Regions from separate parts of the Homo sapiens genome. Here region 2 is linked to region 1. The links are chromatin loops, found by intact Hi-C in ENCODE. Cell type or tissue: heart right ventricle. All regions are shown on one strand.

What was found. A loop is a pair of places that touch in the nucleus more often than their neighbours do. Peaks named below come from ENCODE experiments on the same cell type or tissue, not always from the same donor. Only the 100,000 strongest peaks of a DNase experiment are listed, where the experiment ranks them.
Region 2: a loop joins it to region 1, with 4 times the contacts of the local background. A loop is called at or near these places in 11 of 110 quality-filtered maps.

The regions. Positions count from the first base shown.
Region 1 is chr7:77,649,554-77,654,553 of GRCh38, reverse strand. It overlaps LOC105375363 (a long non-coding RNA gene), which reads right to left and starts at 1,213. Exons shown (of 3, transcript XR_927695.3): 1 at 815-1,213; 2 at 557-695. In heart right ventricle, a CTCF peak has its summit at 2,806 (motif pointing left); no DNase peak of the experiment used is centred here.
Region 2 is chr7:77,907,936-77,912,935 of GRCh38, reverse strand. It overlaps PHTF2 (putative homeodomain transcription factor 2), which reads right to left. Exons shown (of 19, transcript NM_001395272.1): 7 at 3,978-4,143; 8 at 2,527-2,691. LOC124901682 (a long non-coding RNA gene) reads left to right here. Exons shown (of 3, transcript XR_007060398.1): 3 at 1,860-1,932. Among named protein-coding and RNA genes, the nearest start is that of DDX3ILA1, 80 kb to the left of the region's middle. In heart right ventricle, a CTCF peak has its summit at 2,600; no DNase peak of the experiment used is centred here.

The DNA.
Region 1 (5,000 bases):
GACTATTAGAATGCCTTTCTATTTTACAGTCTGGGTAAATGCTTTCCCAGACTTAAGAGCTTCTTAGAGAGTTTTATCAAACATGCAGGCACATTTCTGATTATTTAAGGCTTAAGACTTTGGAAATTCTTTGGCATTTAGCTACAGCCTTTTGACATTTTTGCTGTTCATTACCAGTACCGTGCTGTGGAAAGGAAAAGAGAAGGGACACACAAGGTGATTTTATACACCTACAAACAGTGGAAAAGTGATAGTGGATAGGAAAAAAGTAGAATCTACATGAAATATTTGTAGATTTAACTTATGTTCTGTTCTCCATTATTGTAATTGTTTGTGTCATACATTGCTGCATAATAAACTACCGTAGGCCAGGTGCAGTGGCTCGTGCCTGTAATCCTAGCACGATGAGGGGGTGAAATGGGAACATTGCTTGAGGCCAGGAGTTCAAGACCGACCTGGGCAACATAGCAAGGCCCCATCTCTACATCTGAAAAAATAATAAATTAGAAACCTACTATAAAACATAACTTTAAAAGAACACTTAATGATTTCTCACCATTCTGCATGAGGGCGCTGCTGTATGACTTTCTTCCATGTGATGTGGGTTGGGACTTGTTGGGAATCTCCCCACGTGGTCTCTCATCCGTCCATGGCTTAGCCTGAGCTTCTTTACATGCCAGCAGGACCCCAAGAGACTGAAGCAGAAGGTCTCTTAAGGTCTCAGAACCAGCCCAGAAACACATCTGCTCATTTTATTGGTTAAAGCAAGGCACAAGGCCAGCTCAAATACTAGGGCTGGGAAAACAAACACTACCTTGATGGGAGGAGCTGCAAAATATTGTGGCTATGACTTCCAACACACCTCAGTAGCTGATCAAGTTGACTGTAAAATTAAATTGGACAAAATTGGTAAAAATTCCAGATTCTGACTTCTGCCAGACATTTATTCCATTTTGCATTTATCCCATTTGCATTTATTCCATTTGCAGATCTGCAGATTAGGAAGTAGACAGAAACAGTAAGAAAAAACACGTGGATAGTCTTAATCACTTTTCAAGTTTTTTTTTTTTGGAGATACAGGTTCTTGCTAGGATGCCCAGTTTGTAGTGCAGTGGCTATTGACAGATGATATACCACACTGTGGCCTCAAATTTCTGGGCGCAAATAATCCTCCCACTTCAGCCTCCTGAGTAGCTGGGACGATAGGCACATGCCACTGCGCCCAGCTTCAAGAAGTTTGTTTTTTTTTTTTTTTTGAGACATAGTCTTGCTCTCTTGCCCAGGCTGAAGTGCAATGCCGCGATCTCGTCTCACTGCAACCTCCGCATCCCGGGTTCAAGCGATTCTTTTGCCTCAGCCTCCCAAGTAGCTGGGATTACAGGGGACTGCCACCACACCCAGCTAATATTTGTATTTTTAGTAGAGATGGAATTTCACCATGTTAGCCAGGCTGGTCTTTAACTCCTGACTTCAGGTGATCCACCCGCCTCGGCCTGCCAAAATGCTGGGATTACAGGTGTGAGCCACCATGCCTGGCGAACTCATAGGCTTTAAAACATATGTCTTGGGGACTGGGCGTGGTGGCTCACACCTGTAATCCCAGGACTTTGGGAGGCCGAGGCAGGCGGATCACGAGGTTAAGATATCGAGACCATCCTGGCTAACATGGTGAAACTCCGTCTCTACTAAAAATACAAAAAAAAAAATTAGCTGGGCACGGTGGTGTGTGACTGTAGTCCCAGCTACGCAGGAGGCTGAGGCAGGAGAATCGCTTGAACCCGGGAGGGGGAGGTTGCAGTGAGCCGAGATTGCACCACTGCACTCCAGCCTGGCCATAAAGTCTCGTCTCAAAAAAAAAAATTACACACAATATATATATATATATACACACACACACATACATACATACACACGTGTGTGTGCGTGTGTGTGTGTGTGTGTCTTGGACTCACGCCTGTAATCCCAGCATTTTGGGAGGATGAAGCGGGTATATCACTTGAGGTGAGGAGTTGGAGACCAGCCTGGCCAACATGGTGAAACCCTGTCTCTACTAAAAATACAAAAATTAGCCGGGTATGGTGTCAGGCGTCTGTACTCCCAGCTACTTGGGAGGCTGAGACAGGAGAATCACTTGAACCTGGGAGGCAGAGGTTACAGTGACCACAGATCATGCCGCTGCACTCCAGCATGGGCGCCAGAGCAAGACTGTTTCAAATAAATAAATAAATCATAAAATAAAATAAAGCTTATCAGTGACCCTTGACTTAACTAGCCCCTTTTTCAACTGAGTTAACTAGCACATATGTTTCTTATCCATTAAAGCCTGTATTCCTATCTTCTCTGAAATGTAGAAGCATATAATAGGGTCAGTAGTTAAGAGTGAGGATTTTAGAATAGGAGCTAGATTTAAATTGTGGCTTTGTACTACTTTGTGTGACTTTATAAACATTATCTAAAGTCTGTATTTTTCAGATTCATTCATAAGACAGTCTACCTCATGAGGTTTTTGTGAAGTTTGAATAAATATGTATACAGAGATTAGCAGTGTCTAGCACACGGAAAGCATTCAACAAGGTCAATGATTTTTATTTGACAGGCCTCAGTCTGCAGGAACATATATTTAAGCTTTAAGATTTGCTCAAGCCTCTTGCAAAATGGTCTATGGGGCCTCTGGCAGTAGGGACTTCATATACACTCCCAAACACTGAAGCCACCCAAACAAGCTTTTGTACTAAGCTCTCTGAATTTCGAGTGACTTTTCTAAATTTTTTGACCCATAAATTTCCTCTTGGTTTGCTTTGCTGCCCTCTTCTGGTGGAATGGCAAAAGAGTTAGATGACATTTCCAATCCCTACTGCCACTCAAACTGCTAAAAGCTATCAATATTTTGAATCCTTAGTCAAAGAATCCAACTTGCAAAAATCTCTGGCCTTACATTCAAGTCAATTCAAATGAAAATAAAGTCTAAACGTAAAGCTTCTACCTATGAATTTCAATTTATTTCTATTACATGGAAAGTGATATTGGTAGGTAGAATAATTATTAAAATGGACTACTCATTTTAGGTTGAAAAGATCTAAGAATATTTTGTTATTCTGAATGGCAACAGAAAATTCCTTATAAACTGCATTTCACTTTTCTGAAACAGTGAAATGTGTACATATAGAGTCTTAATTTTAAAAAACTTTTTTCCTAGGCTGGGCACAGTGGCTTACGACTGTAATCCCAGCACTTTGGGAGGCCGAGGCGGGCGGATCACGAGGTCAGGAGTTTGAGACCACCCTGGCCAACAGAGTAAAACCCCATCTCTACTAAAAATACAAAAATCAGTCGGGCATGGTGGCACATGCCTGTAGTCCCAGCTACTTGGGAGACTGAGGCAGGAGAATCGCTTGAACTCGGGAGGCAGAGGTTGCAGTGAGCCTAGATCATGCCACTGCACTCCAGCCTGGGCAACAGAGCAAGACTACATCTCAACAAACAAACAAACAAACAAACAAAAACCAACCAACCAAACCAAAAAAACCCTTCTTTCCTAACGTTAACATCAGCTAATCTCTATATCTTCCAAACTATAATACCTATGTATTATCCTGGTATTTAAAAATTTTAGCATAGAAACTGCATGCAAAATGTTACTGTGTACTTCCTTCAAATACAATGAGAAAGGTAAATACTTAGCCTAATACAGAAAATTATTTAAATCACTTTAACAATTTTCACATTGTTTTGGAAGATATTGTAAACATTCTAGGCTAGGCATGGTGGCTTATGCCTGTTAATCCCAGCACTTTGGGAAGCCGAGGCAGGAGGATCGCTTGAGCCCAGTAGTTCGGTCTGGGCAACATGGCGAAACCCCATCTCTACTGAGAAATACAAAACTTAGCTGGGCGTGGTGGCATGCGCCTGTGGTCCCAGCTACTCGGGAAGCTGAGGTGGGAGGACTGCTTGAGCCTGGAAGGTCAAGGCTGCAGTGAGCCATGACTGCTCCACTGCACACTCCAGCCTGGGTGACAGAGTGAGACTCTGTCTCAAAAAGAAAAAGAAAAAGAAATATTCTAGGTTGTATATAGACAAAGCTAAAATTTAGAAGCAAATGTGCAGAAAGTTTGTACATTTGAATTTTCATTAAACTGCTAATCCTACTGTAGAATTTTGTGATCAGAAAAACATTTCCTTGGTCCTTGATTTTCAGAAAAACATATTTTAAGGAGAAATATACATTGTTTTCTTGTTTACTTCATATTGGCTGTTTGGGTATAAATCTGTAGAAGTTAAAAATATGTTCTTTTTGAAGTATTGGCAAGAGTTCTAAAGTTACAAATACTAGTACATTAAGTCATGATAACAGCACTTATGCCACGTTATCTCTACAAAATGTAAAATGACTGGAATCTTTGGAATTCCCTTCCCCCACTAATTCAACAAAGCTCAGATTTGTCGTACTTTAGAACAGAGAGACTATCTCCTTGAGCTACCCAAGCATTGCTGCTTTTACTGGTCAAATTATTTACGATCTGAATATTGGTCATTTGCATATTTTATAGGAATTATGCACCTTGGAGACAAGGGAACAGGTTGCAGCAAATCTGTTAAAAATACAGTTTATGTTCAAAACTAGATCTACTTTCCATGTTTAGCACAATATGCAAGGGTTGCTTATTGAGTGGAAATATGCCAAAATCTGGGTTAAAGCCTTTGCAGTTCTCTATTTGCCAGAATGAAAACATGAATTTCTGGCCTTTAAGGCTGTGTAACGAAGACCCAGAATTGAAGAATAAAGTACTAAAAAACTGAAATTAACTTTATACACCATTATTTAGAAAGTTATTAATATAATCTGAATTTTTGATACCTAGAATAGCCATTAAAAGCAGGCAATTAGGAGATACCTCTGTAAAAGGCCAAAAGCAACAAGAACTTTACTAAAACCAGCATAAAAGTGAGCTAATTCAATTTAGTATTGTATTTAATATTAAACCAAAATGATTTCATAGATT
Region 2 (5,000 bases), 260 kb before region 1:
AACTTATAAATACAGGGTTTTAAAATAGTGGTTCTCTTAGCTGGGCATGGTGGCAAATGCCTATAGTCCCAGCTACTTGAGAGTCTGAAGTGGGAGAATCACCTGAGCCTGGGAGGTTGAGGCTTCAGGGAGCCATGATCACGCCACTGCGCTCCACCAAGGACTACAGCAGTGAGACCCTGTCTCAAAAAAAAAAAAAAAAAAAAAAAAAAAAAAAAAAAAAAAGGTGGTTCTCTCAGTGTGCAGTGAGATAGGTTAAAAATATATATATATACAAAAATAGAATAGTGGTTCTCAACCTAACATCTAGAAAACCATCAACATACCATACACAAAGCTTAGGTATCTGTGTGGTTATTAATTTATTTTCCTATCAGTTATGTTAACAGAGATAACTTAACGGAAGTATCCAGCTTTTCAATTTATCACCAGAAACAATTTTGTTAAGTCTTAGTTGATAAGTTGATAAGTGCTTAGTTGATAAGTGCTTAGTTTAAGCACTTCCTGTCTTAACAAAGCCTGAAAGAAGAAAATATCATCAAGATCTCTGAACTCAGCTTAGGACTTCTAAAATTAACACTTCTCTTAAGATCTACTTGTACCTAATAAAAGTCTCATTCATATGCTAGCAAACCAGCCCCAAAATGAGATAAACACAGTACATCTTTTAAAATATTTAGATGTACAGCTGTCATGATTAAAGAGAATAAATCCAGAGTGAGTTCGCCACTATAATGGACAGCCACTGCAATGGCAGTCATGATCATGGTCATGCTGCTGCCCAACAGGAGGAATATTTAAGTCTCTATCTCATTTGATAAGAGAAACATAGTAAACTTCCAAAGGTATCAACCCTGCTAGTTTTAGGGGGACTCTGAATACTACACATAATATCAGTTGTAGACAACCAAAACAAAAGAATGATTCCCAAAAAGTGAAATATATCCATTACGCTATTTATAACTGCTTATCTGGAAATGCTCAAGAAACTGACTTTGCAGTGACTAAATTGTTGCATGCCAAAGTTAGAAAGGAGAGCTATATTACATCCAAGTTAGTTATGTGCAAAACATTTTTTTTAAAAGACTAAAGAAGAGAGAGATATAGACAGAATTCAACCCAAGTTTAAAAACGAAAACAAAACATATTGTCCCTGGAGGAAGAATAGGTGATTGGAATAGAAAGGATTTTCACTTAATGCCATGTTACTGTAAACTATTAAAATCTGGAAAACTTTCCCCAAAATTACAATCAACGAAAATATGCCCTGGATATAACTGCTTAGTTCTGTAATGCATGATAAACTTTATCCTAAGAGCACAATCACAAATTGATGAAATATGGTATTAGTGGAGTTAACAAAGTGACAGAATAGTTATTTGCAATATCCCTTTTCTTGATTAAGTACCTTTCATCAGTTACACTCAATATTTTGATCATAGCCTTTTAACTTTTTTCACATTTATTATAGGTATATATAAACTAGTAATACAACCCTTAAGTGTTCTGAATATTCAAAATAATAATAATAATAATACAAGCTTGAGTTAGGTTTTTTTTAATGTTTGCTGTAATTATATTTTCCTATTTGGTAAGTCTTCATTGATGGTACAACTATACAAACTATACAAGAAGCCATTTTTGTATAGTTGTATGCAAAAAGCCATTTTTGTATAGTTGTATGCAAAAAGCCATTTTTGTATAGTTGTATGCAAAAAGCCATTTTTGTATAGTTGTATGCAAAAAGCCATTTTTGTATAGTACACAAATGCTCATGGTACATTGTACAAAAGTAGAATCACATACTATAATATACATTTTATTCACTTAAGTAACAATGCCTATATGTTTTATTTCAGATAATTTTGGATAATTGAGGCAAGAACTTAGAAGAAAAAAATTATACAATTCACATGACATTTTAATACAGCCAATTTTGACCCAAAACGGTGATAAAAATAAATTAACCAATTAACACAAGTAAAATAGTACTTCAGAAATATAAAAGAAACCAAAATCAAGAAATCCTGGCCGGGTTCGGTGGCTCACACCTGTAATCACAGCACTTTAGGAGGCCGAGGTCTGGCCAATATGGTAAAACCCCATCTCTACTAAAAATACAAAAAATTAGCCAGGTGTGGTGGCACGTGCCTGTAAGCCCAGCTACTCGGGTGGCTGAGGCAGGAGAATCACTTGAACCCAGAAGGTAGAGGATGCAGTGAGCCGAGATCGTGCCACTGCACTCCAGCCTGGGCAACAGAGCCAGACTCTGTCCCAAAAAAAAAAGGAAATCCTAGCTAAATATGCTTTGATATATTCATTCTCGTATAGATGTATGTACACATGAGCCAAATAAAGTTTACAGTGTCTATTTTTCCATTATCTATACTATTATAATTTATCAAAACAAAATCCATAATGAGGCTGTCACATTTAAAGTAATTAATATTCATTACCTGAGACTGAAGTGCCAGAAAAAGGATAGTGCCATCTCTATGCCATATAAAACCTTAAATAAATACAAACCCTGATAAAAAGAAAGCAGCATGCCAGAGATCTCTGAAGACAGTGCCAACGCTGTGAGAGGTGCTTGTACCGTGGTTCTGAACTGCTCCCTCTTGTGTGTTATCTGTGGTACTAGAACCATCTCCTTCCCTATGTACTTCCAAATGGGCTGCTTTTCTTAATTTCCTTCATCAGAAGAGATTAAGAATGGAAGGCAGCTTTAATATTTTAATAACCACTTTCTCAGTAGTACAATCAAAATTTTGGAAAACATAAACACAGGAACTTTACTTAACACATAATAAAATTTAGATTTACTAGATAAAATTTAATCCAAATATCATGATGCATATTCAAGACCAATTTCTAGAAATGTTAAGGTATTGGTCCTTGCTTATAGTGGCAGGTCAGTGGACAGAAGATTGAAAGGATTGCATTGGATGGATATTTACAAAAGCATTTCTTCCCTATTTGAATGCCACTTATCTGCAGATGAAGAAAGAAGAAAATTTAGATTGGAGAGAATTATAATCTAATTTATGGACATTGCTATTTATCTAATGTATTATCTTTTAAAAATGAGATGGGCTTAAATCTCAGCACCAAAAAACTACAAATGTCACAATCTCTTAGCAATGATATTCAAAAGAGGACCTGCTCCAAAAGAACCTTAAAACAAACTCCAGTGTGCTGATTGGCCAGTGAGATATGCTATATTTACTGAATCAAGGGTAATATTAAACAGATTCAAACAGAATTTAGTGGCCAGGTGTGGTGGCTCATGCCTGTAATCCCAGCACTTTGGGAGGCCGAGGTGGGAGGATCGCTTGAGCCCAGGAATTCAAGACTAGCCTGGACAATAAAGTGAGACCCCATCTCTACAAAAAATAAAAAATAAAAAAACTAGTCAGGTGGGGTGGCATACACCTGTATTCCCAGCTACTCAGGAGGATGAGGTGAGAGGATCACTTGAGCCCAGGAGGTCCAGGCCACAGTGAGCTGGACTCCAGCCTGGGTGACGGAGACAGTGAGACCCTGTCTCAAAAAAAATACAAAAAAAAAAACAAAACAAAACCAAATAGCATTTAGTAAATACAGTTTAGCTGAAATTTTTTCTAGGTTTTTGTTTTTGCCAAAGCATCTTCTATTAGAAATACAAGATTTTTATAAGTAGTAGGAATTATTAACAATCTAGCTAACATATATTGTCTACATTGATATTAGGTGACTATAAATGAGCTTCAAGGAAAAAAAAAAAAAAGAAACAAAAACACAGGCATGTGGTCTTAAAATGGCCTTGAAGCAAATATGGAAACTAAATCATCTGGTAATTGATTCTGAAGCTCAGTGTTTTTTTGAAACAGCAACCTTACAAGATAAGATTTTAGTCTATGAAGGTAAGAGGAGTCAAGAACAATCGTAGATTCAAATTACATAAATGTACAAAAAGATTACTTTTTAAAAAACAGTACCTTCTTCTTTTACCCCCTGTACTTAGAGGAGGTTTGGGTGTTCTTGTGGAAACAATCTGGCAATGCACAGTTCCCAGGAGCAGCATCAGCCATATCGGCCCAATCACCTCTGTCAGAGGTATGCTGTGTGGGCTAGAAGTGGAGCAGAATAATACTATTGCAGCAACTATAAAAAGGGAAAGAAAATATGCTTAATTATAGATCTGATAGTCACCTCTTCAAAACTTTTAAAATTGTTTTTACATTATTTTTTGCCAAAATATTTTTCTAAATTTAAATGAGTTTAAAATATTACTATAGAGACAAGCTCTCTCAGACTGTTTTATTGTCTGCCGCAGCCTAACCATGGTATTTAGTAATAAACTCTCGGAACAAGACAACACCCAACATAGTCTCTAAACTACACCTCAACGCTGCAACGTAAATTAGATGCATATGAATCAAAGGACATTTCTAAGTAACATCACAGACAATCAAAGAACTACCCTAACCTCAAGTACATTATTTCTTTGTTTTACAAATAAAGAAATCTTATGATAAGTGTATCATACAGATACAAAGAGCTTCTTATTAATAGAGGTCTATCTCCTTAGAATTAATAACAAATTTACTTAGGCATAGTTTCCAGAGAAACCACTAAACATCCATCAATGCTAACTATTACTACATGAAGGGAAATCTTGTTTTGCCTACACAGCATCCCTTAGACTTTCTGGACATAAACTCTCTTTACCTTCGTCTCCCTCCTTTATCCATCAATCATACATTCTTATTTCTCCCACCTCAGGGATAGACATGTAACCTAGGCTTGTCACAGTCTTAGTAAGTCTGAATACAAAAGCTTATAAAAAGATGGGCAAGTGACCTAAGCAGGGCCAATCAGTCTTTTTCAGGGACTAATATAGGTGCTTCAAGACCTTTCTCCTAGATCACAAACACTAAAGACTATGAAAAAATGAAATTGCTAGGGGCCACCTTAGCCACCACCTAGAAAGAGCCAACCTAAGAATGTGACCAGCAAGA